Regions from separate parts of the Mus musculus genome. Here region 2 is linked to region 1. The links are chromatin loops, found by intact Hi-C in ENCODE. Cell type or tissue: gastrocnemius. All regions are shown on one strand. Links, peaks and the distances in the headings refer to the core of each region. The heading gives the core; the rest is flanking DNA.

Region 1 (15,234 bases), core at 4,742-12,741:
TGCTCCAAATCTTGCATGCAGGGCATTCTTTATGAATATTTCATCTTTTAATTAGCAAGCTTGTATATTATTTTTAGTAACATCACCTACAGCTAGTATCTATTGTTTATAGTAAGTATGGGACTCTAGCACTTCTTTATGTAGTTTTTGCATTTTCCTTCACATAATCCTGTAGGGTTGACACTTTCAGTGTCCCCACTTTTCTAAGAGGAAGTGAGACAGGGAGAGGAGGTATCTTATCCATATTTACCTGTTGAGAAAGGATGGACTGAAGAGAGCTTGACACCGCAGGCCAGGTCTTCAAGTAACTGTCATGAACAAAATGGTCACAATTCCTATTATCTTGGAGCTTAAGGTTTACTGGGAGGAATTCAGCAGCAGTGATCAGAAGTTGAGAGGGAGATAGATAGAAAGATTATGTGGGGAACTCGAGGTGGGAAATTTGGAAGCTTATAATTCAATTTGTTCATCTATACAAGTATAAAGAAAAGTTTAAAACCCCAAATAGTTATTCTAATAAATATTTATTGTCTGTGATAGTGGCTCTAAAAGATCAAGAAGAGGTTCTGTCTGTCATTGATATAGAATATGAACCCAGATCTGTTCTAATGGACAAGGATATCTTTTTTCAAGGCGGGAACATTTACACTAAGACAAATTGGACAAGGGTATGTGCCAGTGGGACTACACGGGGAAAGAGCATCAGACAGGAGAAATAGATGGCACAGGCTCCAAGGCCAAGAGAAAGTGCAATGGAAACCAGCATTGGCCCAATGCCCATGATGGAAGAAAGGAGAGCGGGGTGAAGCGAGGTGGGGGAGAAGGAGAGGAACGCTGTACTGTACTGTTGGCACTTTTATGCAAAGGTGGATGTTTTAATACATGTCATATGTAATGGACAAATATTTAGAGACCCAGATTTACTCTTCAAATTAGTGCTTTAGGAATAAACTAGGAATTGGAGGCAAATGGGGTATACCAATTAGAAGAATATTTCAATTGATATTGATTTTATAGATGAAGAAAATATAGTCAGTGAGTTGCCTAAGTTCACAGTTTGTGTCAAAGCCAAGATTTGAATCCAGTGCTCTCTGACACTCAAGGCCACATTACTTTAGAAAGCATCAACCTTTACTTAGGATAATGACTTGCATATCCTCACTTAGAAAACAGATCATGGGGCCAGGGGTGGGGGTAGGGTGGGGGGGGAGACATTCTCAAGGGCATACACCTGTAATTAGCACTCCACAGCTCTTACCTCATGCTCTGTGGCACAGCATCATGCACTTTCCACATTGCTACCTTTGCTGTGAGCCAACAGGATGTTTCAAAATGATCCCTCTTTATGTTAAAAATGGAAACACGCAAGTCTTAAATAACATTAGGGCCATAAATACAATGTATGGAAATACCTGCCCAGTGTATCTCCCAGGATTGTTATGAGCTGGAGATAATACGCATTGAAACACTTAATAAATTGTCAAGTGCTCTACAAAAGTAAGGCATGGCTGCTGTTTGTTACATAGGAAATCAGAGTGCCATAGCAACCTGTCCAATAGGAGTGGGCCTCAGTCCTGAATGTTCCTATGAGTTGCCAAAAAGAGCTCGAAGAATATAACATGGCTGTATATTTCCAAGATTCTTGTGAGTCAGGATCAGAGCCAAAGAGAAGCAATTGCATCCCTGTTTCCACCACCATGCTCTGTACACAGTTATGCCTATTTTGAGTTCAATTGGATAATCTCCACAATAATTACTTGTTCTACAGGAACCTGGGTACCCCAGCCTGCTGCCCAATATGTCATTATTGGAACTTCTGTTTTACGAGGCAATGGCATCTTTCTTCACACCTGGAGCTGAGAATTTATCTTTGCAATTTAAATTCTCAAGGAGAATGAAACACGGGTACACAGACCAAATCAATAGTCATCTTTCTTCCATTAAAGAACTTTTAGGATCTTTTATAGGATCCCATTTCTTGTTAGTAGCCAATTCCTAAAGACACTTTTGGTCTGACTCCGTGTTGGTCAAACTACAAATCATGACCCATTGGTGGGGTATGAAATCAATGTAATGGTTATAAGCAGTATTTAAAACATGAACTAGAAGACAGGGAAACAATCAGAGTATCTTGAATGTAGCATAGATGATTGCTTTGAGAAGCTGTCTTCAGCCAAAAATGCAAGCCCCTGTGTCCTAGATTTCAATAGAAAACATGTTCATCGTTATCATCGTCGTCATCATCATCATCAGCAGCAGCAGCAGCACTATGTAATATAGGTCATACTAGAAAGAAGTTTGTATCTAATTGGTGTTTCACATTCAGCAACAATACTGATGTCTCCACACCTTCATAAGATGGCTTTATTCAAACTACTGTCTATCTTCAGTAAGGGCAGTGCCATCCATGCCTGATGCAGACAGTGCCTGCTTTAATTTAATTATCCCCTGAACACTTCTAAAAGCAGGACCACGTGGAAAAAGTATAAGTTGGGTGCCAGCAAAAGCCATTTGCTGAAGGAACTCTGAGGGAATAGTGTCTTAAAAGGGATGAAGAACTTTCAGAGAATAACAAAGCATGGGACTTCTTCAGACATACAGATGAGATATTGGGCTCTTGATCGTCTTGATGGTTTTATTTGTTTTTCAAGCGTGTGAGTGATCTACCTAATGTGGCAGGTCTTGATCTTGGTGCTTTACAGAGGTTTATCCTTGTGACCCATGAAACAGCTGTGTGCTATTGCTCCCTCTCCTTCCCTCCCCTCCCCTCTCCTCCTACTCTCCTCTCCCCTCCCCTCCCCTCCTCTCCTCTCCTCTCCCCTCCCCTCCCCTCCCCTCCCCTCCCCTCCCCTCTCCTCCTCCTCTCCTATCCTTCTCCTCTCCTTCTTCTCTCCTCTCCTCTCCCCTCCTCTCCCCTCCCCTCCCCTCTCCTCCTCTCCTCTCCTCTTCTCTCCTCTCTTCTCCCCTTTCTGCTCCCCTTTCTCCCTCTCACTCCCCCTGTTATCAAGATAAATAAGATTTCTAAAGAAATTCTTTATATAAGACCAGCTTTTGCATCCTGTGAGCTGGGTGTAGAAGGAAAGAGAGGTCTGGAGAGAAAGAATACATGATTAGCAAGTTTGAATGAAGCTGTATTACAACTGAGGGTTAAAAAGCAAAACCTTCTAAGGTGAGTGCAGAGGGCTTCCAAGATTGGACAAAATGATTGAACATTTTGCCTAATAAAAAAAAAAAAGTACTCAAAACATAAGAGGAGCCTAGGCCTAACAGGAAAGCAGAGTTAAGTAACAATCCCTAAGATTAGCTTCACAGTGCAAATAACATCTATCTTTTGCATGTAAAATCATCTCTTAGTGACCTTGGACAGCATTAGTTTGCTGCCTAGGCATCCTTGTCAGAGTCAGATACATTTCAAGGGAGAGAGAAAAGTTTCCTTGACCTTTTGTGAGACAGGACTGAATTTTCGCCTCAGGCAGGAATTATTTGACCTGACTGGAACATAAAAGATTATGGAATACCCAGAACCACAAAATTTCATTAGTCATTAACATTGTTTCATGTGTTTTTACATGGCTGATAGGAGAATGATTCTGTTTAAATCTGGTCCTAAGTGTGAGGGGAGTGGGGCTGTGAGCCCTGGGAACTGGTCCCAGTAATAATGCCATCACCTGTAGGAAGTTTGATGGCCTGGTTGGTATTTCAGAGATCCTGGGTGACCCCGATAGAAGCCATTTCCCATTTTCCTGACTCCTTCTCTATTTCTTTGCCTTATTTGTGCAATTGTACTGTGTTTGGATTTGTATTTTAAATTTCTTATCACTCACAGTAAGGTGAAAGTCCTTGGAAGGCAGAGACTGGGAGACTGGCTTTATGGACACAAACCTGGGATGTTATGTTCCCTCTGTTCCTTCCATAAATGTTTATTGAGTGACTGAGAGGCACGTTCTAGACACAGAGACTTTGTGTACCCCTGCAGCTACCACGGTCACTGCGTTTTTCTTCTTTTTATGTTGCTTTTAAGAGCCTTCTAATCACTTGTTTGGATTACATCTCAGCCTTTTAGGACAGTTGTTGGAGACCACCTCCCCAAACTCCAAAGTTTTGTCCCAAGCTGGCGGTGACCATGACAGAGAATTTAAACACGCAGAGAGGATGTCTCTTCTCATTCCCTGGTGAATGCTAAGATGGAGTCTCTCCTGAGCTGGAGTGTCAGTTCCAGGCGATGGATCTCCGAGGCAGTTAGCCTGTTTCTTTAGAGGAATCTCAGCTTTTCTGACAGGGAGGCAATCCTCTTCAAAGTTGGAAGCCATGTATGTACACAGGCTGCCATACCCATATACACTGTGAAGGCAGTGAAGGCAGGGTGGTCTCCTGAGCTCTTCTGCTCCTGTAGTGAAGAAGGAAGGCGCAGGGGGCCAGCAGTGTAGGATTTCAACCAGATCTCCCATTTATGGAAAGATTTATACCCGCCGACGAGAAGCCAGGGTGTCTGTTTGTGTATAAGACAGCACTCAGGAGAGAGGACACCAGCTCAGGCTATGCCAACTTCTTCGTTACTTAGAGGTAACAATGGACATGAGGAAAAGATGTGGGGGAGGTGTGCTTAGTTCTCCATTTAAAATTCTTTACTCAGTGTTCTAGGATGAAATGCTCTTCTTGGCTTCTACAGGTTGTCTCCATGTGCATAGTCTATGATGTAATCTCCTAATTAAAAAAAAATCTGGAATGCTGCTCTTTAGGCTTCTCTGTCCTAAAATCATCAGCTCATTGACATTAGCAGGAAAGGATGATGGGAAGGAAGAAGGTGGTTTGAAAGGGAAAAAATGGCTCAGAAACGGATTCTAGAAATCCCTTCTTAGGCTTACCCAGCATCCACATGGTAGGTTACAGAGCTTTCCCAGTTGTTGAACTCCATCCAGCATGGGTCAGCTAACACCCCTGCCTCTTGTCTCCTCTTGAATTTTGCTCATGAAGCACAGCCCATACCCCAGCATGGAAGTTAGTGTCAGACCTGTGATTTCCTCACCAAGAGCCAATTGTGAGCTGTGAACAAAACCCTCTGTGCCCTCACTTACCCTGAAGTCCTGTCTTCCAGCCTTACCACACAACCTTTCGAGGTTCTTTACCCCCCACACCTGTTCCTCCCTTGTGTAGTGTGTCACACAGGTTGAGTTCACTGGATCTTTTGTTCAGTCAGCAACTGTTTTTATTGAGCGTCTATTTTGTAAACATCATTGTGCTGGGTGGTGATGGAGCAAAACTAACAGAATACATTCCTTGCTCTCAAGTTGCCCCCGGGAAAATAGACACCTTAAACAAATATTTCACACGTTATCCTAGTCTGTTCTGTGCCAAGTTGCTATGGGAACACACAAAAGAGGCACTTAACCCAGTCTTGGGTAGAGATGGGCAGGGTGGGATTCAGGAAGAAGTGGTGCTTGGGCAGTAGGAGATGATAAAGCATTAAACTGGGAATTTGTGGGAGGAAAAGAAGGAGGAAGGGAGCCAGGGGATGTTCTTGGAAGCTCCTGCAAAGGCTTAGAATGGTAGAAAACCAGTACCAGGCTACAGAACTGCAGGTTGTTCAGTATGGCTAGGTATTAGTGTGAGAGTGGAAAAATAGACAGACTAGCGCTGGAGGAGCCTCTTGAGTGGTGTCAAGGATTCTCCGCTTTCTCCTGAGGGCCATGGGGACCGCTCAACGGTACAAGTGAGAGGGATGGGTCTCATTTGCATTTTATAAAGGTCTTTCTAATCACAGCCTGAGGAGTAGATTGGAACAGAAGAGAGACTAGCTATGTGGACGCTTTAGTGACCCAGAGAAGGCTGGATCGTGAGAAAGGTGTGGTGTGTGGCAGCAATAAAAGCTAGAGATGTCCCTTGGGTCCTGATGATGGCATGCCGCCAACCACCTAGCCAGCCAAGTGCTGTAACATGCAATTATCAGTTAAATTTTTGATTGTTCATTTCCTCTTGTTATTTTATTCTATTTATTCTATTTATCTTTCCTTTATATGAGAAAATATCATTAACAGCTGTTGGCAGTGGCCTCTTTTTTTTTTTGTCTTTTTTTTTTCTTTTTTGTAAAATTGGGAACCAATAATAGCACATGCAGATGAAATAAACTCACAAAAAAAAGTTTAAAAACACTAATATTATTTTTTTTCAAAGGGAAGAAAAAACCCTATGCCATATGCAGAAACTTTCCAATTAGGTTAATGTACCTTAAACTGTATTAGTAATTAAGTGCTTTGGGTATTAAAATGCCTAATCTAGCTTCAGGCTATTTTTGATAAATCCTTTGACATTTTGCCAACTGAGTGGGAGAGACAGAGCTGAGGAGCCCTCGCCGAGGGATTAGGGAGTTTTGACTCTCGTACCCGGCGTGGGCAGCTTACTGTATGACCTTGGTAGTCTTGCCTTCGGCTCTAAAACTTGAGTTATCCTACCTGTTAAATGGTAGAAACGACAAGACAACCATCATGATTATGTAACTGTTTCACCTTAAAGGATTGTTTTTGAGGGATTTTTTTGGAGGGGGAGAGTGGGGATGGATTTAATGCTGTGTATGTCACAGAAGGAACAACCTGCCTCCTGACCCAACTCACACCCGCTCATCCCCACCCCTGACTTTCTTGAGTTTTCCAGTCTTTCCTCATGGCTAGATATCTGTTTTTAGGCTACATCAAGTTTACATAGGGCTGGTAGGAAGCAGGAGGAGTTGGGTCCAGCTGCATTTCCCCCATTTGTAAGAAGGAACACATATTCTCAGAGGCAAGGGATTGATTGTAGTGGATGGTGTTGGCCCTCCATGCACAGAACAAGGAAAGCATCCTAGAGTTCTTCCGCCTACACAGTAGGACAGAGCACCAGGCAGAGGCTGAGTGGGTTAGAGTGGATGGGATGCCAAACAAGATTGGGGAAATGAACTGCTTTTGAGAACTGGATTTTCAAGGACAATCTAGAACTAGGACTGGGTTATCTTTCACTTGGGAATTTGCTTGTTCAATAGAAACGTTTTGTTTGGTTTTGGTGTTGAGAATTTAACGTACAGCCTAATGGATGCTAGACAAATGCTCTACCACTGAGCTGTATTCCCTAATGCATGCTAGCCAAATGCTCTACCTAAGTTGTATTCCCAGTCATGCTCTTTTGGTTTCTTTGAGACCCAGTTTTCCATTTCTTCAGTTTATATTTTTGAAAATCTGACCACCCCTACAGATATAAGGAAATTTCATTCTCAATCTAGCTGTAGGATTTGACTCTGAACAGAAATTCATGCTTAACAAGACAAGAAAGAAAGTTGTACTTGAGAAAAGTAGAAGGCATGCCAAACACTGATGAAGCCTGGATGTCTCTGACACTTTTGACTTATTTACTATCAGATGGTATAAAGAGAGAATAAGTCCAGGAAACCAGAATCAAACTATATACGGTGCGCTGTCCTTGGAAGGGTACCAGCCCAGCATATTGGGTCTCAAGACTCAGAACTGGTCAATTGTGCAAGCACTACCAGTTTTCTTGTTGGGTGATCTATCCAATGTTCTCATGAAGAACTCTAGAAAGATGTTACCTCTTCCTATAACAAGATAACAGGGATGGTTATTATGATATCTCCAACAAATTCAGTCAGATCTCAGCTTCCCATTGCAAATGACTAATGAACAAGTTCATTCCTTATTCTATGTACCTCTTTAAGCTCATCATGATAGTAGGGGGGAAATGTCTAGTGGTATTTTTAAAAACCAGAAAACATGTAGAATTGTATTCTTAGAAAACCAGAATAGCTTTAGGTCTGACCCATCTCTTTCTTTTGACAAATTTTTACCAGGCTTGCTAAGGGAGACTCTCCAACTGTCTTTCCCTGTGCTTATTCTGTTATGCAAGCTTCTATAGTCACTAAGAACCAAAAAGAAAGAGAAAATCCTTTTTAAAATGTCATCTTCCTTAGGAAGACTGTCACTTCCTCTTTTCTCCAATGACTTGTTTTTTCTGGAGAGATGCTGTGTTTGTTTACAAATATCTCAGTCTGGTCCAGGTTCTTAGCTAGAACTACACAAGGGAATGCATGGGCTGCAGACAGAGCTGGGTGAGGAGAAGCAGACTCCTGAACTGGTCTAAGTGAACTAACAACTCAATTTCAGGGACACAGGAGAATTACCAGACAGGCTCTTGACTACAGAGCAGAGCCTTGACTGTGTATTTTGCATGCATTTGTGCCACTACCAATCTGTCTGTTTGGAATGCAATAGTCCAGCTCTTTTGCTGGAACAAATGTATCCAGGAGAAAAAGCAAGTGCACCCCCAATTAGGACACATTCATGAATAACATAGCAAAAGAAATTAAGGTTAATGAGTACCAATCTATTTTCATATTATATTGCTCCAGTGACTCAAAGCCATGTAGCTCTTAGTTTGAAAGCCCATCAGAGAAACCATGATATCACATGAAGTTTCCATATTATTTTTGTCCAGAGAATTATCAGTAATAGCAACACATTAAAGCCCTTGGGCATCATTGTGAACAAAGTTTTCTAAAGAGAAAAGTATTGGTTCAATCACCCTTTGACTCCTCCCAGAGGAGACATTTAGGTCATCTCAGAACAAGAATTCTAAAGACACCCATACTGTGAGTGGAAAGGTATGCTAAATAATCCCTGGGGTTCCACCTTTTCTACATCAGTACCAAGGAGGGAGGGAGGGTGGATGAAGGTACAACTGAGAGTAGAGAGGGAAAACATCGTTGGCTATGGGATGAGTTATACTTAGACACCTTAAGGAGGTTAGAATAACATGGCTTGATTTCTTTGGAGAGCTTTCCCTCTAAGGGGCTCAACCATAGCAGTTTCAAAAATCTTCTCAGGTTTGAGAAAGCAGCCACTCTGACTTTGTGTTTCAGGGCAGAGTGAGTTCAATCAATTCTTTCCTTTCCAGCAGTTTTAAACTTTCTTTCAGACTCTTAGGCCATGGTAACAGTATCATGGCTCTAACCTCGTCCTTACTCAACCAATGTTCTGCAACACATTTACAATCTAAGTCTTAGGAACGGTCCTTGATCTGATACATACCCACTTGACTGAGGACTGATACAAAAAAACTTATCCTTGCCCTTGTTCAGAGTCAAAGCCAGGAACTCAGTTTATATTTGATACATTCTGTTATAGTGGCTCAGTCCTTTTGAACAAGGAGTATCATCCAGGAAGACCTAATTTACTATAAGCAGTAGCGCTGTGACTTGAACTTGGCTCTATGGACTATTACATCCTTTGTCATTCCTGTCAGATTATCTACAGACCCAACAAGAACCTGAGGATTTCTGGTCCAGATTCGGGTTGGGGCAGTAAACATTAGCCATGACTTGAAGAGCTGTTAGGAAAAACACTTTCAGAAGAGAACTTGAAAAAGTTCTCTAGGGGCCAGGTCACGCAGGGTGTTTTCCATGGTAACTGTAGCTCCCCCTGCTGCCCAGCTAATGGTGACAGAGGGCAGCTCCAAGAACCAGTAACTCTAGTAGCCAGTTAGCTCCAGAAGACAGAGCACCTAAACCCATCAGTCTGACACAAAGGCAATGAGCAGTTTGTGCAGACCTGCAGTGCCTGTTTGATAGAGCATGTATTTTTACAATGGCACCACCAAATTATTGGTTAAAAATCAAACAGACCAGCAGCAACAGGATTTGTTTTCACACAATAGTGGTACCCAGAGAGGTCTGTGTTCTTTCCATTCATTGCCTATTTCAGGAGACATTGCCCTCAGTGTCGTCTAACATTGTTCCTAGCAGCTTAACCCAGGGGAAAGCTGCATAATCCATGTTTTATGTTTAAGCTCTGAATGTGGGGGTTTATCTATGAAAAATATAGAGACCTATGGCATTGCCTGGCAGTGTCAGAGAAGCCACCGATAGTCATGTTTCTTTGAGTCCCACCAATATCATTTTTGTTAAAAAGCTTCTATTCTCTATCATGGGTATATATTGGAACTACCAGAAGAATTTTTAAAACTACTGATTCTTGTGGCCAATTTTTGGGGATTTAATTATCATGGGCTATGGCTTGAGAGTTATCTCCTACAGCCAAGCTTAAGGTCACGGTTCAAGGTCTCTTCACCATCCATTGAAATCCAGTGTCTCCAGGGAAGGAAAAGAACTGCACAGAGGGAATAGCTTGCTGCAGTGTCAGAGCAGTTGTGGACCATAGGGAATATCTCACTGTCTGTGTGTTGTCCTGAGAGCACCCGAGCCAGCCAGAACGTCTGAGACTCTTGGGTTCTACCCAGACCTACCAGCTCATAGTCTATTGGAACAAGATCTCCCCGTGATCTGAACAGATTCTGTTTGGGAATCTCTCTCCTCTCTCTCCCCCTTCCTCCTGTCCTTCCTCCATTTCCTCCTTCTTCTTGCTATGGGTTCTTGGAGTCATTATACTGTAAATAGTTCCTTGGATATATCTTTCGAGGTTGGGGGTAAAGGTCCCAGGCCTTTATTTCAATAGTCCTTCCAGATCGAAATCTTCCTAAACTTCAGCATATTTTGTTTGTTCGTTTGTTTTCAGTTGTTAGCTTTAGTTTGAGTTTCTAATGTCTGTCTCAACTCACAAGCACACTTTTCACAAGTGCTGACAGACTACAGTGGGCCTCTTATACAGTCTCTAAAAGTATTCCTTATAGGGCTGGTGCAAAAGCCCTGTCAGGACAGGGTCTGGTCTGCTGTTGAGACAGGATCAAACTCTGACAGCATCTTTGGTCCATCACAGCCTTGGGAGCAAATTTAGAGGACGATTGTTAGTTACTAAGGACTCAGAATGAAATGAAAACCAATCCTCCACCAGAAGCCAGTCATTAAGGTTAGCAGTGCCCCTTAAGAAGAAGGGGACACTGGCACTGTGACCAGGTTCCCCCGAAAAGCAATGCAAATGGGGTCAGCTAAAATGTGGGAGACAGGATCGGCTTTGCAAGAAAAGGAAGCAACACAGTGAGTGCTTTAGGGAAAGGAATGGATCTCTATGGGAACTGCACTTCTTCCTGTCTCCCTCACGCATCCCACTTCAAAACATATAGTGAAGCATGAGTTTTAAAAGATTCATATTGAGACAGAAACATTACAGAATCTCCGTTGCTCTCTTCACTTTTTTTTTCAGTCTTGTTTTCTTTCTAGAGGCACGGAGTCCTCTTTATGATGCTTTTATGTCTATAAATTGTTTAGGAGAAGCCACTGAAAGCTAATCTCTAAACGTGCAAGGCCCCTGGATTGGTGGGGAGGGGCAGGGCGAGGGAGAGACACAAATTGCAAAGAGCAGAATAATCAGCTACAGAGGGACTTTGATCTTCTGGAGACCTAAGCTAATAGATGTTAAGTGCAGTTCAGTGGACGTAATAGCCCATGAAGAAAACAAAATCTGCAGAATGATAAAATGCTGCAGTCTACTGATCAAGGAAGACATCGGAAAATTACCATGAAAGCATCCTTAGCCTGGCAGATTCAAGGTGAAAAAAGGGCTCCGTCTGCCAACCGGCAGCCAGACATTCCAGGCAGACTTAGCCGGCTCCCTTCCTCCAGCCAGATTATCACTCCATGTAACCTGAATGCTTTCTCACTGCAGAGGCAAGCACTGGCACCATCAGAGAAGCCTGGGCTTCGTCATGTCTTCTCCTGACGCCATAGTGACTCATCATGTCCTCTGTGGAGGCATTTCAGAAGACATCGTTTCTAGGAGTAGATCAAATTTTCTCCAGTACTGATTTTTTTTTTGACAGCAACAAAACATATTAAAGACAAATAAGATATCTTTCAAGACATAGAAATCTCACCAAGCAAACTATTCACTAGGAATTTATGAACACTTAAATACAATTGAAAAATAAGAGGTAACTCCTTAATTCTAGTTCATTTAAGTGTCTGTTTATTGAATAAGTATATTTTGCATCTTGGGCTGAATTAAATTTACAGAAGTAATGAATTCTTTAGTATTAAAAGAAAAAAATGTAAAGATTGAAACCACTAGATAATTTTATTATCAGGAGAATTAAACAAACAAACAGATAAACACAACCCCCAAATGTGAGTTTTAAAAGTCAAGAAACTAGAAAGAAAGTAGCATCCGGTTTCAAAGCTCAGCCTCCTTAGACTTCATGTAACAGCTAATTAAACATATGGCATATATTATCTGAACCACAAATTAATTTGTTTGGCTAGAGTAGGTACAAACAAATGAAAACAAAGGGAATCTGCACAGTTTTAACTTGAGCAAGATGTGGAGCGCCCTGCTGGCCACTGGCATTTGGTTCCTGTCTGAGCCACTCACACTGGAACAGCTAGCACTGTGCCTACGGGAGTCCCCTTTCCAAGTGGAAAAGTGAAAGTGGCAAACTTCACATGGGAGCACAGATGAGGGTAGTTGACAGCCTAAATGACAGGCAAGGAAAAGGAACAGAAATGAGAAAAAAAATGGAGAAGGGATGAGAGGGAAGAGGATAGAGGGGGAGGGGAAGGTAGACTGGGAAGCGAAGGCAAGCAAGGAACCAAGTCATTGATCCCAAGGCACTGAGACCCTCTGGACAACACAGCACTGGGCAGTCTACATCTATCCTTACTGTAATGTTGACTCTTCATAGCCATGTTGATAGAAAGACTAGCCCTTTAAAAGAAGTACTTTACTCACAAGGGAAACTGAGAGACTACTTGATATTAAAAAGAGTCACTGGGAAAATCCATATTTGGAGCCTTCAATCGATTGTTGGAGATTTTATGTAACATATGTGCTTATTCTTCAAACAAATGGAGTCCTTGTCTGAAAATGCTGTGGGTAGAGGCCTGGTGCCCAGAGTAAAATAACCAAGTGAGTGGTTAAGATGAGGCCCTGCTCTGGGTTAGCAGTCCATCACTCAGTGTGTCCTGCTGCCTGTGTATCAGATGCAACCCTTCTTATCTGTTAAGTGCATAGAACAATTTAGACCAAGCATGCTGAGTGGATTAACTAATGATCGTGAACCACTTTGGAAATAGAAAATTCCCCCTGTGCATGCAGAATTAATAATGATTAGATAACACCGTCCTAAATTCTACTTTTGATTCAAATAAACCTTTTCTTGATGGCGAAAGTTATGCTATTAAACAAAAGACTTTATTTCAACTAGAGGCTTTCACGGTATTTTCATTTGAGTTGAATTTCTGTTCTTCAGATCCATATTTCTGCCAATTTCTATCTCTTGTGCTTTCTCTGGCACAACCAAAAGAACAAAGTTAATAACAGAGAAAGGACAAGCTTTAAGAGTGCTGCATTTATCGTCAGCTGTAATTCTGCTATTAAGTGGTCTTGGCATTTGCGAAATTCCTCTCAATCTTATTTTTTTTTTCCTCAGAGGGGGAGAAAAGCCACTGAAAACATGGAGTTTAATCCAAAAATAACCCTTCTCCACATTCTATGTTCTAAGACTTTTCACTTGGCACTCAGTGTGAACTTTTGTCTCCATGGGACAATCTGCAAGATAAACACCCTGTCTTTGTATCTCCTTAACCATTTTAGAAGGAACACATATGCATGCCCTTGGGCACACACATACACACACACACATAAGCACATGCACACACACATGAATGCTGGTGTGTGTGTGTGTGTGTGTGTGTGTGTGTGTGTGTGCACATGCATGTGGGTCCTCATGTACCTGTGACACACAGAGGATCTGTAGAGGATTTTTTTTCACTTGATTTCTGCCTGTGGAGCAGATTGAAGATTTTACTCCACTGTGATCTTCAGATCTTCCACCCAGTTATTCGCCTGCCAAGCACAGTGACCAGTGCGGCTGCTCCTGATGGTGGGGAGCATATGGTACCGCTGTGAATAGTTTTGCTCTCACTGCTGTGAAATCCCACGCCTTCCTACAGAATGTGTTTGGAGGAGCAAATGGTGTCTCTCTTTGCTGTAGCTCCCCTTCCCTGCCTGCGGATCCTAGTCGATTCAACTTCAGAAGGAAGGGAACCCTGCAAACTCCTAGGCACTGGTTAATGCTGGTTTGGGCGTTAATGATACAAGTTAACTATTTCTTCTTCTCTCCACTGATTCATGCTGAACTTCCAAGATCAATAATCCTGAACCAACCAGCCCTCACTTATGTTTGTTTTATTCTCTGTCCTCTGTCTCTTCCTCTCTCTAAAGAGGAAAATCTCCAAGCAGGACAGGATTTCTAAATGAAGATGGGAGGCTGGACTTGCAATTGGAAATATCAAGCTCTCATTAGCCTTGCCACCTTGGCTGAATTTATGCTGAGTCTCTTCTGTGAAACAGGGATTATGGATCCTTCGCATCCTTTCTAGTCCCAAGATGCTCTGTGCTTGGCACATGGCGTCCAGGTCTGCTTCACCCCCAACCACCTCTCTGAGAGGGTCTCTTGCTACACATTCAAAACTAATTGCTGCCTTTCATTTCATAGAGCATCTCTAGAAACTAACTTGGTCACTTGTCCCTGAGTTTATATCTGAACTCCCCTCGAGTGCTTCTGCGCAGCCGTGTACATAAGCGGGCTCTTACCCTTCTGAATTTGGTAAAAGAGGAAAACACTTTAGACTTCAGCTGGAGTTACTTTCCTTATTTATATTGACTCTTCTTTATGTCACTCTGAAGCTTTGGCCCTTGAGACATGCACCCCAATGTCCTTAGAGTCACTCACCTGCGCCCTTCGGCCTCTCCCTGTCACTGATCTCCCGTTCTGCCATCACAGACATGGGCTGGATTGGCTGCTGAGATGGAGCCGTTCAGAAGTTTGGCTGTGAGTCCCTGTGAGCCATCTTTAGGACTTTGCGAGCAGAGGGGTTTGAGAGCATCTTGTGCTGAAGAGGGCTCTGCAAACTTCGGTCCTCGGCATGCGTCAGTGAGAGGATGAGGGTTTGCCCGATGGGAGGCTTCAAGTGCACCGGCACTTGTACATCTACTTATCTTCAGTCTCAATGATGCTGTTTATGAGCGAGCTATTTAAATGGGAGAAGCAGCTCACAGAGAAGGAGAAATCACAGGTTGGAGTGATTATGTTGAGCAGGAGAGGCCTGAACACAAGTCCAGTGGGAACCAAGGAAGGGGATCAAATTAAGAATGATTAATGGCAGGTCCCCAGAGGCGTCACTGCATCGGAAGGAGAGAACAAGCTGAGTAGGAAGCACTTGATGTTGAAAACGAGCATGCGTGCGAAGGAAAATGGATCATTCTGCAGATGTTAGCAGCTTCTGAGGAAGGGGAAGAAATGCGG
Region 2 (15,234 bases), core at 2,514-10,513, 630 kb before region 1:
AGTGCGGAAGGTTAGCATTCAGCAAGGACACTGCTGTGGGAAGCTCCTGTCTAGTCTCCAAATCCTGGCTTGTCCCCTGCCCCTCTGCTGACAAGTTTTACGTCTCCATGTCCCACTTATTAATTAATCGGAGTTCATGAAACCCTGGCCAGTAGACTCCAAAACCGAGGCTGTGACTAGAGTCTAGTTGTGTTGCCAGCTTCACCTAAGCAACTCCCAGGATGCGCCACAGGTAAAGTATATCTGAGATGGAAATGGAATTCTAATGGTTAATTGTCTGAACATCTTGCCTCATGCTGCTGGGTAAGCAGGCTGCAGGTGGAGAAGACACACCAAGATCCCTCTCCTGAAAAAACGGGACATGAAGTCAGCAAGATGGTGACCCTTCCCTGGGCAGTCAGGGTCCCAGCGTAGGGAAAACGGATCAGTGAAAGACCACTGTGAGACCCCGAATCAGTGTATCTGCCTGGGGACCAGGCAGCAGGAGCCAGTGAGAAGGAGGATGGGCAGCAAGGCCTACTGAATGACATTGGATGGCAGCTCAGCTGGAAGTCTTGTAAGACAAATGCAGACTTATTTTCCCTCCAACATCAGACATGGATGTTCCCAGAGCTGCAAACCAGGGATGGCACAAGGCTCACGGACCTGTGATCTCAGAGCAGTTACAACACTGGGGGTGGAGTGAGGTGGTGGTGGTGGTAGGTGAGTTTTTCCTCTTGCCCACAAGTCAACATTTTGTATAAACAAAGAACTTGGAGTTCTTTGGTTTCAAAGCATAGATATAAGTATATACGTGTATGTACAAACACACACACACACACACTTCTAAATATGATTTAAAATAATGATAAAGTCAACTGGTTACATGTCTGACCAGTTAAGTGATCCAGCCGATTAACTCTTTGCTCTCTGGTTTTCTTTCCAAAGATAACTTCAAACCAAACTTTTCCAATTTGCTTTTCATCGAAAATGTCAGGTCCATATTATGTAAGAGTTCAACCTTTTATGCCAAAGATCAAAACTCATTAAATAGTTTATAGAATTTTAAAATTATTGCTCCTCTCTCTTTTTTTTTAAGTCTCCCAACTCAGAGAGATACATTCCACTCAGGAGAGAAAGTAACTGTGTGACTCAAGACAAGGCAAAGAATGAGATTTCCCGGAACTTCCGGTCTGACTCCCTTTCTCCTCAACCTAAGAGAAACAATCACCAGTATCCATTGTGTCAAGAACAATGTCTTATATTGTTATGTGACTCTCACAATAACCCTAAGAGGACCTATTTTTTTATTTCACAAAATAAGAAACTTTTGCGTTGAGTGGTAAAACTCTGGGAGTGTGTGTGGCGGGGTCTGTGTACCAGAACAGGAAGCAATGGATTCACCCTCAGATTTGTCATCTTTTGTTGGGAACAAACTTGTGGTGGTTTGAATATTCTTGGCCCAGGGAATAGCACAATTAGAGGTATGGCCTTGTTGGAGTAGGTGTGTCACTATGGGCATGGGCACCTCCTCCTAGCTGCCTGGAAGCCAGTCTTCTCCTAGCAACCTTCAGATGAAGATGTAGAACTCTCAGCTCTGCCTGTACCATGCCTGCCTGGATGCTACCATGTTCCTGCCTTGATGATAACGGACTGAACCTCTGAACCTGTAAGCCAGCCCCAATTAAATGGTTTCCTTATAAGACTTGTCTTGGTCATGGTGTCTATTCATAGTAAAATCCTAACTAAGACAATCCTAGTGCTACCTTGAGATTCTTCTAGAACTTCACTACTGTTTCAACTTTCTTACCACGTGGGCCAAAATGACCACTGACTCTAATGCCAGAGCTGTCAGTTCAAAGAGAGGCCTGAGAGGTTACCATCCAGTTGGAAGGATTTGCTCAAGGAACTGTAGGGATATAGGAGGTCCAGACACCAAACTGAAAACCAAGACTGCCAGTCAGTGGTGTCAAGACCGCTACTTCACCATCTGTTTCCCTTGTATCTTGAACCCCTGTGTGTAAATCTGGGCTGGTGGAACAGTTCAGATATTAAAGGATTTAGAAGCTACATTGAGGGGGACGTGGTATAAACTCTGAGTAGATCTACCTGCCTCCCGAAACCTTGTCTCCACCAAGGCATGATTTATATACACTGCTTCCTTTTTATGGCTTCCTGAGTTAGTTATTTCAGACTAAATCTGTGTGTTATAAGGCTCAGTGTGCATGATTTCTTAGGTTTTTAATTACAAAATGTAGTTTTGACCTATTAAATCATGTGTGAGGTAAATTTACCATAATAAAGCCTTATTAATCCCCTACAATTAAGAATTTACAGTTCTTTGCTAACTTTTTATTGAATTTCCCATGAGGACCTTCGCACAACTGATCGCTAAGAAACTTTTTCAGCCTATAACCAGCTAGCCTACAGAGCAGAAGCGAGAATACCATTTAGAAAATGGCTTCATGCGCGGAGCCAGACTTCCTGTCTCTGGAAACAGTGTCTCATTGAGGTCTATAGCAACCCTGTGGGGTGACCACTGTGGTTCCTGTTTTATAGGCGGAGCAACTGAGGTATGCACCATGAGGTAACTGACCAAGGTCACAAAGCTTCCGCGTGGCTTCAGCCAGGTCACTGGGCTCCGAAACGCCTGTTCCAAACCAGAGTCACCAGTGCCTCTCTCCGTGATAATTATAAGCAAACACCATATTGCCTGCTTCCCCAGCTCTGTTCCCCGCTAGTATATATTTATTACTATTTATTTAGCTCATTAATTCTCATAACAAGTCTACGAGGGGGTTGCCGTTTATCATCCCCCTTTTATAGGTGAGAAAACAGAAGCATAGGAAGGTCTCACGGCCTACCAAAGGTTCACTCCCTCTGTGAGTGGCTGAACCAAACATGTGCCAATGTGGCAGGCTGCAAAGCTCCTATTCACAGCGCCAGCCAACACTGCCCGTGCTCTCCATATCTCCCTGCGTGACCCCAAAGCTCAGCAGGGAACTCCAGCTTGGGCAAACAGGCTCCATTTCTTCTCTCTGACCCCACGTTGCTATCTTCGTGCTCCTGGTGTGTCCAGGGAAGGCTTTGGGTCTCTAGGGCAGACAGGCCTGGGTCCTTTCTGTGCTGTCTGGAAGCGGCACACATTCCCTCCTCGTGGTGCCATGATAATTCTGGCAGGATGCGTGTCAAAGGTGATTAGGTGCTATAGGAGGCGTTCCGAGAGAGAACGCACCTTTACGTCTCGGTCTCAAAGCCCAGCTAAGTCTTCCTTTCTGAAAACCCCTTCTGTAGATGGTTTGATCAGCTGCCCTATACGCCTCCAAAGCCTTCTGTGTACCCTCTTTAGCCTTGATCACCACTTTCTTTGCGCCATGGTCTCTTTTGAGTGCGTCTGTCTCCCCACAGGTTTCTGAAGTTCTTAGAGTAAAAGACTATATATCTCATCTCCACACCTCCAGATAGAAGCCTGGGGCCTTAGGCATTCAAGCTCTTAAAATCTTTAATGAATTGAACTGAAAAGCCATGCATTTAGTATTGTTGGCTCCACCTCAAAAGAGGGTGCTGCGTGCTTTTATTCCGAGGTCTCTCAGGAAGACTGAGGGCTACACCCACTAAAGCCACACCAACCTGTCTGTTGCTCACACCGGGGGAGGGGGATGAGGGGGGAGGGCTTCCTTACTGAGCTGTCTTTCCACAGTGAGATGCAGTTGATTGCAGCATGTCCAAAGAAGCCTCTGGGTGGGGTGTGGATCCTGGGTCCTGTGAATGACTGGAGTAGCCCCTCTGCTATGAGCTAGAAGTTTGTGTCTGTCCAAAACAAACATATTGAAAATCAACACATCAACGTGATACTGTCAGAAGGTGGGTCCTTTGGCAGGTGGCTAGGTCATAAGCGTGGGGCCCATGGGTATAGATTAGCACCCTTGTAAAACAGACCCCAGAGAGCTGCCCTCTTAATTCTACTGTGTGAAGACACAGCTAAAACCACCTTGATCCTGGACTTCAATGCCACTTGAACCACGAGAACTAATTTTGGTTGTTTACAAACTACTAAGTTATGATTTTTCTTTTCATGCAGATGAAACAGACACTTTCTGTCATCACTGGGAGGATGGTAGATGGAGACTCACCCCTCCTCCAAATCTGTCTTCAACTGGGCATGAACTAGAACCTAGAAATTCTGTCATATAAGTTTGGCCAAGGATGAGGCCTAGACAGATCTAGAGCTAGAGTTTAACCTCTGTGACATGAAATCTAGATAAAGTGTGGGAGGTGACCACATTGGTGACCATGTTGGTGACAACATTGTTGATGACATTGGTGACTATGTGCAAGAATAAGACAGAGAAGATGGACGTAGTCTGGGGATATGCTGAGAGCCCTGTGCTTCTTGACGCCTACTGGATATATGATTGGTGACTGAAGACCACCTGACAGAGAAGACATTCTTTCATTAAGAAACAGAGAAGGTGAGGAACAAAGTACTGTGTGAAAAATCTGAGTTTGGGGCCCGGGCACTCAGATTCTCATTTTGATGGTGCTAGGAGCTAGATTGGTGGCCCGTGAGGCTACTCTCTGTATCTCAATGTTCCCATCTGTAATATGGGACCAAAAATAACGATGCCTCATGAGGTTCCCAAGAGGATTAACCAAGGTCTTCTATGGTAAGTATTCATTAGATAGCCACTCTTATAAAGGGAAGCCATCCCAGCAGCTCCAGATTTTGCCTAGACTCCACTGCAGAAGGCAGTGCTGGGGGCAGACAGAGTATGATGCTGGTCTCTACAACCTTACAAGGTCATTCTGGAAGAATCTGATTCAACCTTCCTTAATTTAAGGGGGCTAGAACGACAAACAAGGTGTCTCGACACAGGTGTGTGGGTGTGGCCATAGAGCCAAGGAAATGTCATGTGAAGCCTGCAGCCTGGACTCCGTGGCTTGTGGCCAATGGACACCCACTCAGGGACCCAGAACTGCAGGCTTTGTGAGGCATTTCTCAGGCAGTTGTAATCAGCATCCTCTCTGCTCTGGTGACTGAAGGAAGAGGTGTCTGTGAGGTGGCAGATGGATTGCACATCTCTTCTAGGGGAGAACAATTTCTGGGCCCTTAGTGAACTTTAACTATTTTTCTTCTCCTGAACACTCATCTCCTTAGCGTGCTCTCTCTTTGTTTCTTCTCTGGCTGAGCTCAGCCCCAGTGTCTCTGCTTATGGGTGTTCCCCTCCCCCCACCCTCTTCCATCTTCCCTGGTTCCTATCCGGGGATAGGCAGTGATTGAAATTATTGATTCAATCAGTTTATTCTCCTGCCGAGTTGCTTCAGAGCTGGATCGCTGATTCAGGCTGGGCCTCAGCACAGCCCACTGGCTGCCTCTGCTTAATGCCAGGGGCAATTGGAACCGCAGAACCTCCTGGAGTGTCATCATCGATGCAGACCTGAGGACTTGACTGTGAATGGGCTTGCTGTTTCAGCGGCTGCTCCTGAATCCCAGGTAAGAGAGACCCATTCAACTCCTCCCAAGGCAGCGCCCATTAGCGCAGTCCATTCATGAGAGGTCAACCCGAACACCCAAGGTTCCCTCAAACCCTATGCTGAACAGGTTCGAGAAGCCTCTCAGATTGTTCCTCCCTGGAAAAATCTGGAACCACGAGACCGAACATGTTGCTATTTTTAAAATGATAATAAAGGCACGGTTGGGGGCGGGGCTAATTTTGGCAGGTTTATTGCTATTTGCAAATGTCTTCCCCCTCTACTGGATCTCTTAAGTTCTCCCTTCAGCCCTCATTCATTTTTACAGGGATTCTGTGTAGTTGGACTGATGCACGTGGCATGGATCTGGCACAACTTTCTTTCTGTGGATGGATACAATATTATTGAAATAATTTAATTGACAACCTGTAATGAAAAGAGTGTGGGATAAGTCGCCTGGGCTGCAATTTCTCTCTGTATTTTTACATTGCCAGGGATAGTGCTGTTGACATGAATAGGCCAGTATTGATTTCATTTAAAATGTTCACCATCTTTGGGGTGTGAGCAGTGATCTGTGGGCCGATACTGTGGTGTCCCAGCGTATCCCCTGCTAACAAAATACCGTATTAAAAAGATTTTTCTATTAGAATTCACAGAGAATAAAAGAGGTTATGAGAATGCTAGAAGTTTTTACTGACCAAAGAAATATAAAGTCACCACCTTCATTTTATTCTTAATTAATTGAATTATTGGACCTTATATAATCTTCTGTTAAACGCCTAAAAGGGAGCAGGCAGGCCCTTGAGCTGGCTGTATAGAGCACTTTGTTTTCTGATGGTGCTGACTTCAATGACCCTCCGAGAAAGCCCCTGACGCCGCTCTCACTCCCCCTAGAAATGGATTTCAAATGCGACAGTGATTCCTTAATGCTGTCCTATTAACAGGTTCCAATTCAGTGGCTAGAAGTTACCATTGTCTAACAATAGTAGCACAAATTAGATTTTCAAACTTTCCAAGATGCGGCTTCTCCTGATGTCTGAGTCTGCCAGTCACACAACAAAAGACCGAGGGGAGACATGTTTGGGGAGTAGCATGGAGAAGCTGGGTAGCATGGAGAAGCTGGGGTCTGGTTTGTTTTGAACAGCGCTCCCCGCCCCCCAACCACGGTAGATTGCGGAGTGGGAGTTTGGGATGCTTTGTTTATCTTTTGGAAACAGGAGAAAAATGTGGAGAGTGAGTCGGGGACAGCCTTTGGTTCTCCTTTCCACAGGCCTATATTCAGGTGGGCGGGCTGGGGTAAGCAGTGACCTCATTCCTGTGGGACTGAAAGATATCTTTCCAGCAGCCTTGGATACAGCCAAAGGCTTGAAAGGCATGTACAGGGGAAAATCTTCTAAGAACCGCAGGTGATAAGTCTTCTTGTAGTGTTCTAGTGCTGGCAGTTCTCCTGCCTGCTAGCCAGGCAAAGAGGAGAGCATCAACCTCTAGAAAACAGGTCTGTGAAAGAGAGCCCCAGAGCCCAGAGCCCAGAGCCCAGCCCAGTGTGTTTAAGAAGGAAAGGGATGTGAGAGCACTGCTTGTGGCTGTAAAGGGGATGGATACACAGACTCCAGCTTTGTTATGGCAGTTAAACCAGAAAGGAGCAGGGCATCGATGAAGCCAGAGAGGAAGGTACATTATAGATTCTCGGTCTTCCCCAAGAAGAGCAGTAACAGATGAAGATGGTGTATATCAACAGATGTGAATGGTTCTTAGACACATCCATATGTACCCAATAAAAGCAATGTCAACATTGTTGTCCAGATTGGTAGAATACAATCTCAACTGTAAGAGTTCCCCCGAGTAGCCAACCTTTTGATATTGTAACATGACGGTAGCCTACTACAAACGCATCATGTCACATTCATAGCTATCCCGGGACATATGTGCTCTGTAGGTTGGACATGCCTGCCTATATTATTTCCATAGACTCCAGCAATTTTCACTTAAAATAAACAGCATTGTAAATAATAAACAAATAAACAAAATGTGACACTGGTGTCATACCTTGCTGAGAAAGACTTTTAAAGAGGCTCTAGTACGGAGACAGGTACTGACCAGGCGTGTCTTGAGCTCAACAGAAAGGAAGATGATATCATCCCCCCATGCAATCACAGAACAGATGACAAAACAGCAACAACAAAACCGTCAGAAATATCTCTGCAGGAAGCTTTTCTCCAAACCATCCTATGAAATTCCATTCTATGAAATGAAGCCACCCAGGAATCAAGACTTGCTATCTGTCGGGCAGTGGTGGTGCACGCCCTTAATCCTGGCACTAGGGAGCCAGAGGCAGGCTGATTTCTGAGTTTGAGACCAACCTGGTCTACAGAGTGAGTTCCAGGACAGCCAGGGCTACACAGAGAAACCCTGTCTCGAAAAACAAAACAAAACAAACAGAAAAAGAAAACCACATAAAGACTTGCTACCTGTGCCCAGGTGTGCCCTATAGTAGACTACCACTGGGGTCCACATTTCTAGAATGGAGGAAAAGCTTGTGGCTACACACTGAGAGAGCCCAGGAGGCAGAGCGTGGGGTTCCTCATGAACTTAAGTCCAGAGGCACAGGCACCGTGAAGTTCCTCCTAAGTATCCATCCAATCTCACCTCAGGGAGAGCCAGATAGCAAATCAGGTGGAATGGAAATTGTATGTTCTTACTAACCGGAGCGTTGGCCTCCAGAGCAAGGAAACCTGGCTTCTGTCACCGGTTCTCTAGAGACACCAGGTGCTGTCTAGTCTGTCTGTTTCTCAGGGGGCTCTGGCTACTGGAACTGAAGAGTTCTCTCTCTCCCTTATTCCGAACCTTATTCTCAAGCTTATACCTTCGTTGCTATAAAAGACTGACTTACTGAACACAAGAGTCCGGGGTGGGGTGGGGGAACTGCTCAGACTACAGTCTTGTTTCTGATGCCCAGCAAGGAGCTGGCTCATCTAACCTAGGTCTTAGTTTTAAAGATCCTTGAAATCTCCGGGGAAACAGAGGAGTTATTTAAAGAGTTGGAGAAGGAGCAAATTAGCCTGCCACATAACTGCCACACCTTGTCGCACTGCTAGACAGCAAGATTTTACTAAAATGATTGTGATCTGCCCGGTTCCCTGCCACCAGCTGAGTAAGATCCTCTGTTAGAATAGTCAACGCAATACTTCTGCCCTTGAAACAACCCATGGGTTGTTTCTATATTAGGAACGGTTTATCAGTTCCTCCTATGGGCAGGTCAGTACCTCTGAGGCGGTTTGGGTGGTTGAAGGATAGACATATTAAAGTATATTGTTTCGCTAAGTGAGAAAGATTTTTTCATTCAAAATTATTTCAATCCTGATTAACTCAAAGAGCCCTCCTCCAGCAATGCAACATGTCTTTAAAACCCTTTAAATAATTTATTTAGTCTCCCTTCTAAGAAAGGGCACACCTTATCCTAAGAGGTTTCAACAGGACATATTATCTGGTAATCACTTAGGAACATTTCATTTTTCAATAGCTTCCTTTTGTTTAAGTCAAACAGACTACCTTTCATAGCGTTACTAAGCAGTAACCGCAGGTTATGTAATACTTAGCAGGAACCAGGAAGTGCTTTGAGAGTTCGTGTGTACTGGTTTCTTTAATGCTCAAACATTAAAGCCCTTCTCTCATCCCCCCACTTTACACATGAGGACACGATGCTGAGGCAGTGGGATGGCCACCCAGTCTGAAGGTGGGTCGATTTCTCTTACTGTGGCTCTGGGGAGGGGATGGGTGGGTACCATAACTAGCCGCCTTGACCCACTCATCACTACCTGTGAAACATACTGGTGTCTTCCTTGACCTTGGTCATCTCACTTAGTCCCAGAATCTGGATTTAGTCAAGTCTAGCTTGGCCACATTTCAGCAGAACAGCACTGCCTGCCTCTGAGTTGCTGTCCTCCTTATCATTAGCACTGAGGCTGAGCCTAACCCTCTCTTGTTGGCTGTTGGGAAAGTGGGTAAAACATCGACACATGATTGACTGCCGTCCAGATTGTCAACACAGAAGAAGGACCACGAACCTACAGAAGGGCCCAGTGCCCACATGGCTGCCCAATTCACTGTCATGGGAGGCTGTGGGCTCTCCCCTGGGACTCTTGTTTTCTCTGTGAAGTCAGAACGGAAGTGGCACTGATTTCCAGACAGGGTGGCTCGATGCTTCTGGGGAGGCTCTAAGTTGACTCTGTATTCCAGACTGAATCATTGTCAGAAGCGAAACAGATTAGATCACGTCTGTACTTTTGAAAACCTTCATAAAAATCTAGGAAAGGGGGCGTCTTTCAGGGCCTGAGAGATGGCTTAGCAGGAAAAGACACTTGCTGTCGGGCCTAATGACTTCCGTTTGATTCATGGGAACCCACATGTTAGAAGGAAAGAAATAACTTCAGAAAGCTGTCCACGGACTTCCACAGAAACCCGTGGTGCAAGCCCACCTTCCACACCTATTCACATAGGCGCACACATACACAAATAAACAATGACATATACACATAGACGCACGTACACAAATACATGTGATACATTTTAAAATGTTTTATATTATAAACATAATTGATGTTTTATTATATTTAAAGTCCCAGGTATAGTTAGTACGAAAGGATCATCTCTGATGACTTTGGCAACAGGACATTTTAGGTGTACACATGCAATATAAGTATATTTACATGTATACATACACATCTGAAGACACTATGTATTATGTATTTTAATTGATTGTGTGTGTGCATGTGTGGAGGTCTGAGGTTGTTGTTGAGTGTCTTTCTCAGCTTTTCGCCTTTTTTTTTTTTTGAGACAGGTCTCTCAGTGAACCTACAGCTCCCTGATTGGCTAGGCGGGTTGGCCAGTGAGCTCCAGGAATATGCCTGTCTCCCTTACCCTTAATTTGCCAAGTCAGCCCCACCCTTCCCCCTCCCTTAACAGGGATGCTGAGGGTCTGAGCAAATGTCCTTCTCCTGATGCAGCCAGCACCTGACCAACTGAGCCATCTGTCCGGCCCCACGTATCTCTGTCCAGAAGTAACAACGCGATCAGATAATGCATACTCTATGGGTTTCTTCCATCTATGCACTGAGAGTACACTAAAGCTTATTGCCTTGAGACAATCTCTCACCGAACGGAAAACTCACTTTTGGCTAGGCTGGGTGGCCAGTGAGCTCTTGGCATCCTCCTGTCTCTGTCCCCTAATTTGGGGTTTCTGGCAGGCACCGGCATGTTCAGCTCTTTTTCATGGGTGCTAGAGATTCGAACTTGCGCAGAACCAGTACCCACTGAGCCATCTCAGCCAGCCCACTCTATTTTTCTTTTCGTTTTTTTTAAGCGAAAGTGAGATCCCATCCAACACATAGCATTTTAACTTCCTTCTTCACTCCAGTTTTTCTGATCTTGGGCCATGTCCTTGTTTAGAAGGCCGTTCCTGATAGGGTGAGGTTCGAGATAGGACGTATTTCTACAGAGTCTAGCTCACCGTAATAAGACTGCAAATGAACGGCCTTACGATAGCTGTCAAGAGCCATTAGTGTAACAAGATATCACTCCCAAGTCAGTGGAAATCCTTTTGTCTGTGTGGAGTCTGTTCCTTTTCTATATTTGGGGCTTCATCAAAGGGGAGGTTTGTGGTAGCCTTTCTCGTTTCCCACTCACAACTCAGAAAATTGCTTGATTTAAAAGGCAGCTTCCCTTCTTCCCTTCCATTTCTCATCTCTGAAACATGTTTTAAAAAGTGTTAAAATGAATAGGGAAACACTCTGAGATAGAATAATAATATTTTAGATGGCTAAAAGCATATCCTGGTACAGAGACCAATACGTCCTAGTGGGAAGAAAGAGCTGTTGCTTCAGGTCTCCGCTCTTCCCTAATTTAACAAGTTAAGCACTTTCCAAGTTTGTGACTGTCTGGGTGGGGAACCCCGGGGAAATGGCTTGCTAAGCATGTCGTCTGATGGCCTCAACACAACACAGGCCTTTAAAGGAGTTTTCCTGGGTCTTTTATTTTAAACGTTTTTCACATTTTGAAGTCTTTCCTGGTGGCCAAACTCTAATATTCTCTGACTCCTAGAAACACAGGCTCCCCTCCCACTCCTGGTATCCCAACCCCTCTGGCTTTAATTAATACCGTACAATCGAATTCTGACTCTACAGCCAAACCACCATCAGCTATAATCTTGTCAAGTCTCACGAGCCAAACAGAAACACACACTTTCTCTCTTTGTCCAGGCGCTTGCATCTATTATTTAATTTCCAGAGAATCCCGTTTTGCTTGTCTGTGCTCCCCCTCGCTCTCCTGCTTATTTATTTACTAGTCATATTTCCCCCACAGAAAGCCAAAGTGCAGAAACTCTGTAAATGGAATCCTGAGGACTCTAATGGTAGATGCCTCAGTCCCTGACAGCTAAGCTCTCTCTTCCAGTTGCAGCACACAGCCTGACAGAGAGGGCCTACATCTTTCCTGAGAGCAGCAGGTGAGAAAGGCCACATCTGTAACCATCTTTACACATATATCAGGACACATCATTCCAGATTCTGGGGCAAGTTTTAAGGCTGCTCTTCTTTATCTGTGCAAAAGTGTAGGTAACATATACTGCTGTATTTGGCATTTGCTTCTGCTTAAGGGTTGAGGCAAGTATACTTACATGTAGTTATTCAAGGGCCCCACTGGGGTGTGTGTGTGTGTGTGTGTGTGTGTTTGTGTGTGTCTGTGTGTGTGTTTGTGTGTGTCTGTGTGTGTGTGTGTGTTTGTGTGTGTGTGTGTTTGTGTGTGTGTGTGTCTGTGTGTGTGTGTGTGTCTGTGTGTGTGTGTGTTTGTGTGTGTGTGTGTGTCTGTGTGTGTGTGTGTGTGTGTGTGTCTGTGTGTGTGTGTGTGTGTGTCTGTGTGTGTGTGTCTGTGTGTGTGTGTGTTTGTGTGTGTCTGTGTGTGTCTGTGTGTGTCTGTGTGTGTCTGTGTGTGTGTGTCTGTGTGTGTGTGTGTCTGTGTGTGTGTGTGTGTCTGTGTGTGTGTGTGTCTGTGTGTGTGTGTGTGTCTGTGTGTGTGTGTGTGTCTGTGTGTGTGTGTGTGTGTGTCTGTGTGTGTGTGTGTGTCTCTGTGTGTGTGTGTGTGTGTGTGTAAAGGGTGGGGAGGGAGGGAGAGAATATATCCCTATGATGTTAGAAGTCACGTACATATCCACACCATCTCCATCCTCATTACCTTTGCCCACAGCACAGACCGAGTCCTGTCAGTGGGATATCCAAAATTCACAAACTGTGAGACTCCCCCCGAAAATGTGATACAATGAGGTATTGTGTTATTTATATCATGAAAACTGTGGCATGCTGTTCCTTGCTGGGCATTGTGGCACATGTCTTTAATTCTAGCAGTTAGGTGGCAGAGGCAGGAGGATCTCTGTGGGTTCAAGGCCTGTCTTGTCAACATAGTGAGTTCCAGGACAGTCAGAACTATGCAGAGAGACCCTGTCTCAAAACAAAAACAAACAACAATGAAAACCCATGTTATTCCTTAAAACCTTGCCGGCATTTTCAGGCCTTTAGCAGGAGGGCTGGTCTTACTTAAAATTTCTTTCCTTTGTATTACTGAATACAAATTGCATGTACTATGTTAAGTTAATAGAAAGAAATTGTATATTTCTCAAGTAGAAATAAAATTGCCATTGAAAACCTTTAACTCTGAGTTCCCTGGCTCTCTGGTGAGTGGAGTTATGCTGTTAATGCAGCATTAATGGGGTTTTACATTGAATTGCCTTCTGGGGTTTGCTTTGCCTTTCAGAGAGGCTAGTGTTTGACTGCATGTTCAAACACGGCGTGTATTCTCTCATGAGCGATGTGAGATTCAAATAAACACAACGAGCGTGTTCATTTTGATGACCTCCTCATCACACATTCAAATAAACACAAGTGTTCTCAAATGTAGAAAGGCAGCTGTGTTTATGTCAGCGTGCAAGGCACCAGATATATACATTCAGATTCACTCGTCTATCTGGAGCCACGCACCTCCTCGCATCGTTAAAAATTTAGTGGAAAGCCATGCACGGGGCATATGTAATGTGCAATTTCAACCGTACACACATCTCTAAACAAATTTTCTTCAAGCATGTTACTGACATTTATTCTAATTGAGGATGAAGCCTACCGAAACTTTGAAGTTTTTGAAAACAAAACAATGCAAGATGTGAGTTGCTACCAGAGGGTACTGCACATCTGAAGGAGTCTGTACGCACAGGGAAGTCACCTTCCTTGGTGTTCGGAATAACTTCTAGACCTTTCTCTTCCTTCCCTTCCCTCTGTCCCCTCCTTCTTCATGCCAGGCGGACAAAGTATTTGCTTTTTCTACCACCTACCTCTTTCCTCGTTTTGTTTTTGTTTTTGTTTTTCCTATCCTCTTTTTTCTAGCAAAGACATGCACTGTGCCAGCTCTTTAGGTTTGGTCTGGTTTGCTTTGAATATCACAAACAGTGAGACAAGCCTGCTGCTCCTTAGAACTTCAGCTGGAGAAGCTCAATCATGAATGCACCCCCTGCATGAGAACCAACTTTGGATTTGTATGTCAGACTAAACCAACACTTCCATCTTGGATTTCTTCACATCTAAGTGCAGTTTGCCACTCTCTGGAAAATGCTCGGTCTTGGTTTTGCTCGCAGACAGTGGTAAGTAGGGCAAAAATAAGATATGGGGAGGGAGAGATGATGACGTGTCTGCTACAGATGCATGAGAGCCTGGATGCCCAGCGTACATGCACAGAGCCAGGGTTGGCAGTGTGCACCTGTAATCCCAGAGCTGGGCAAATAGACAGAAGGATGATGGATCCCTGGGCTTACTCGCCAGCCAGTTTAGATCAGCCGTGAGCTCTGGGTTCAGCCAGAGCCACCATCTAAAAGAAACAAGGCAAAGAACAATTGAAAAGGACACTAGAGATTGACCTCTGGCCTCCATAAGCATACCTGTGGGTCTCCACAGTGTGTTCATAACATGAATGCATGCACGTGTGCACACACAGTCACATACACAGAGATACTCACACACACATATATAGACACATACAGACACATGCACAGACACACAAACACACACATACACACATATACAAACACATACAGACACTCTGAGGTAGGTACTGTCATCCTCTTTTAAGCACGAGGTGACTTTGACTTTCTCTAGGACACAGCAGACCTAGTTGGTGGTGGATCCACACGGACTGGCACGTTCCAGAACTTTCTCACGTAAAAGCCTCTGGAAATCCAAATATTTACAGGTAATCTCCATGGTTTTAAGTGTTAGCCAAAAATTCAAAATTTCAAGATGTCACCAGCTAAATAAAACCCATCTGGTGGCTGGATCAAGGACACTTTCTAGTCCCGCGTGTTTCAAAAACCTGCTGAGTAGAGGAGCCGGAGCCAAAGGACTTGTGTTGATATCTGCACCCTGCCTATGTCTGATTACATGGCACTGTACTAGTTCGACTCATTCCTGTGTGTTTGTCTCCTCACCTGTAAAGTGGAGATAATCCCTGCTTTAAGTGGGACGGGATGAGAGCGTGAAGTCCTCACAGCTCTCGGACAATATTTACACAAAAACTTTTATAAACACAAGTGTCATGTAACTGGGAACTCCTGCTATCACCTTCTTGCATCTGACCATGAGCAGAGGGACACGTGCATGCTGAGTAGGTGGCGCTGTGCCCAACATGTTAATGTGCAAAGTTCAGTAGCAACTGCACTAGACCCATTTTATAAAAGGGACCCTTTACTGCCAT

What was found. Peaks named below come from ENCODE experiments on the same cell type or tissue, not always from the same donor. Only the 100,000 strongest peaks of a DNase experiment are listed, where the experiment ranks them.
Region 2: it touches region 1 in a loop (2.2-fold over the local background); 8 of 42 quality-filtered maps call a loop at or near these places.

Annotation. Positions count from the first base shown.
Region 1 is chr3:143,593,513-143,608,746 of GRCm38, reverse strand. It overlaps Gm33758 (a long non-coding RNA gene), which reads right to left and starts at 4,975. Exons shown (of 5, transcript XR_376151.4): 1 at 4,866-4,975; 2 at 251-308. In gastrocnemius, for the core only: a CTCF peak has its summit at 9,471 (motif pointing left); DNase peaks (open chromatin) are centred at 5,890, 9,440 and 11,552.
Region 2 is chr3:144,225,948-144,241,181 of GRCm38, reverse strand. It overlaps Gm46828 (a long non-coding RNA gene), which reads left to right and starts at 4,854. Exons shown (of 3, transcript XR_001784014.2): 1 at 4,854-5,473; 2 at 13,875-14,733. In gastrocnemius, for the core only: no CTCF peak of the experiment used is centred there; no DNase peak of the experiment used is centred there.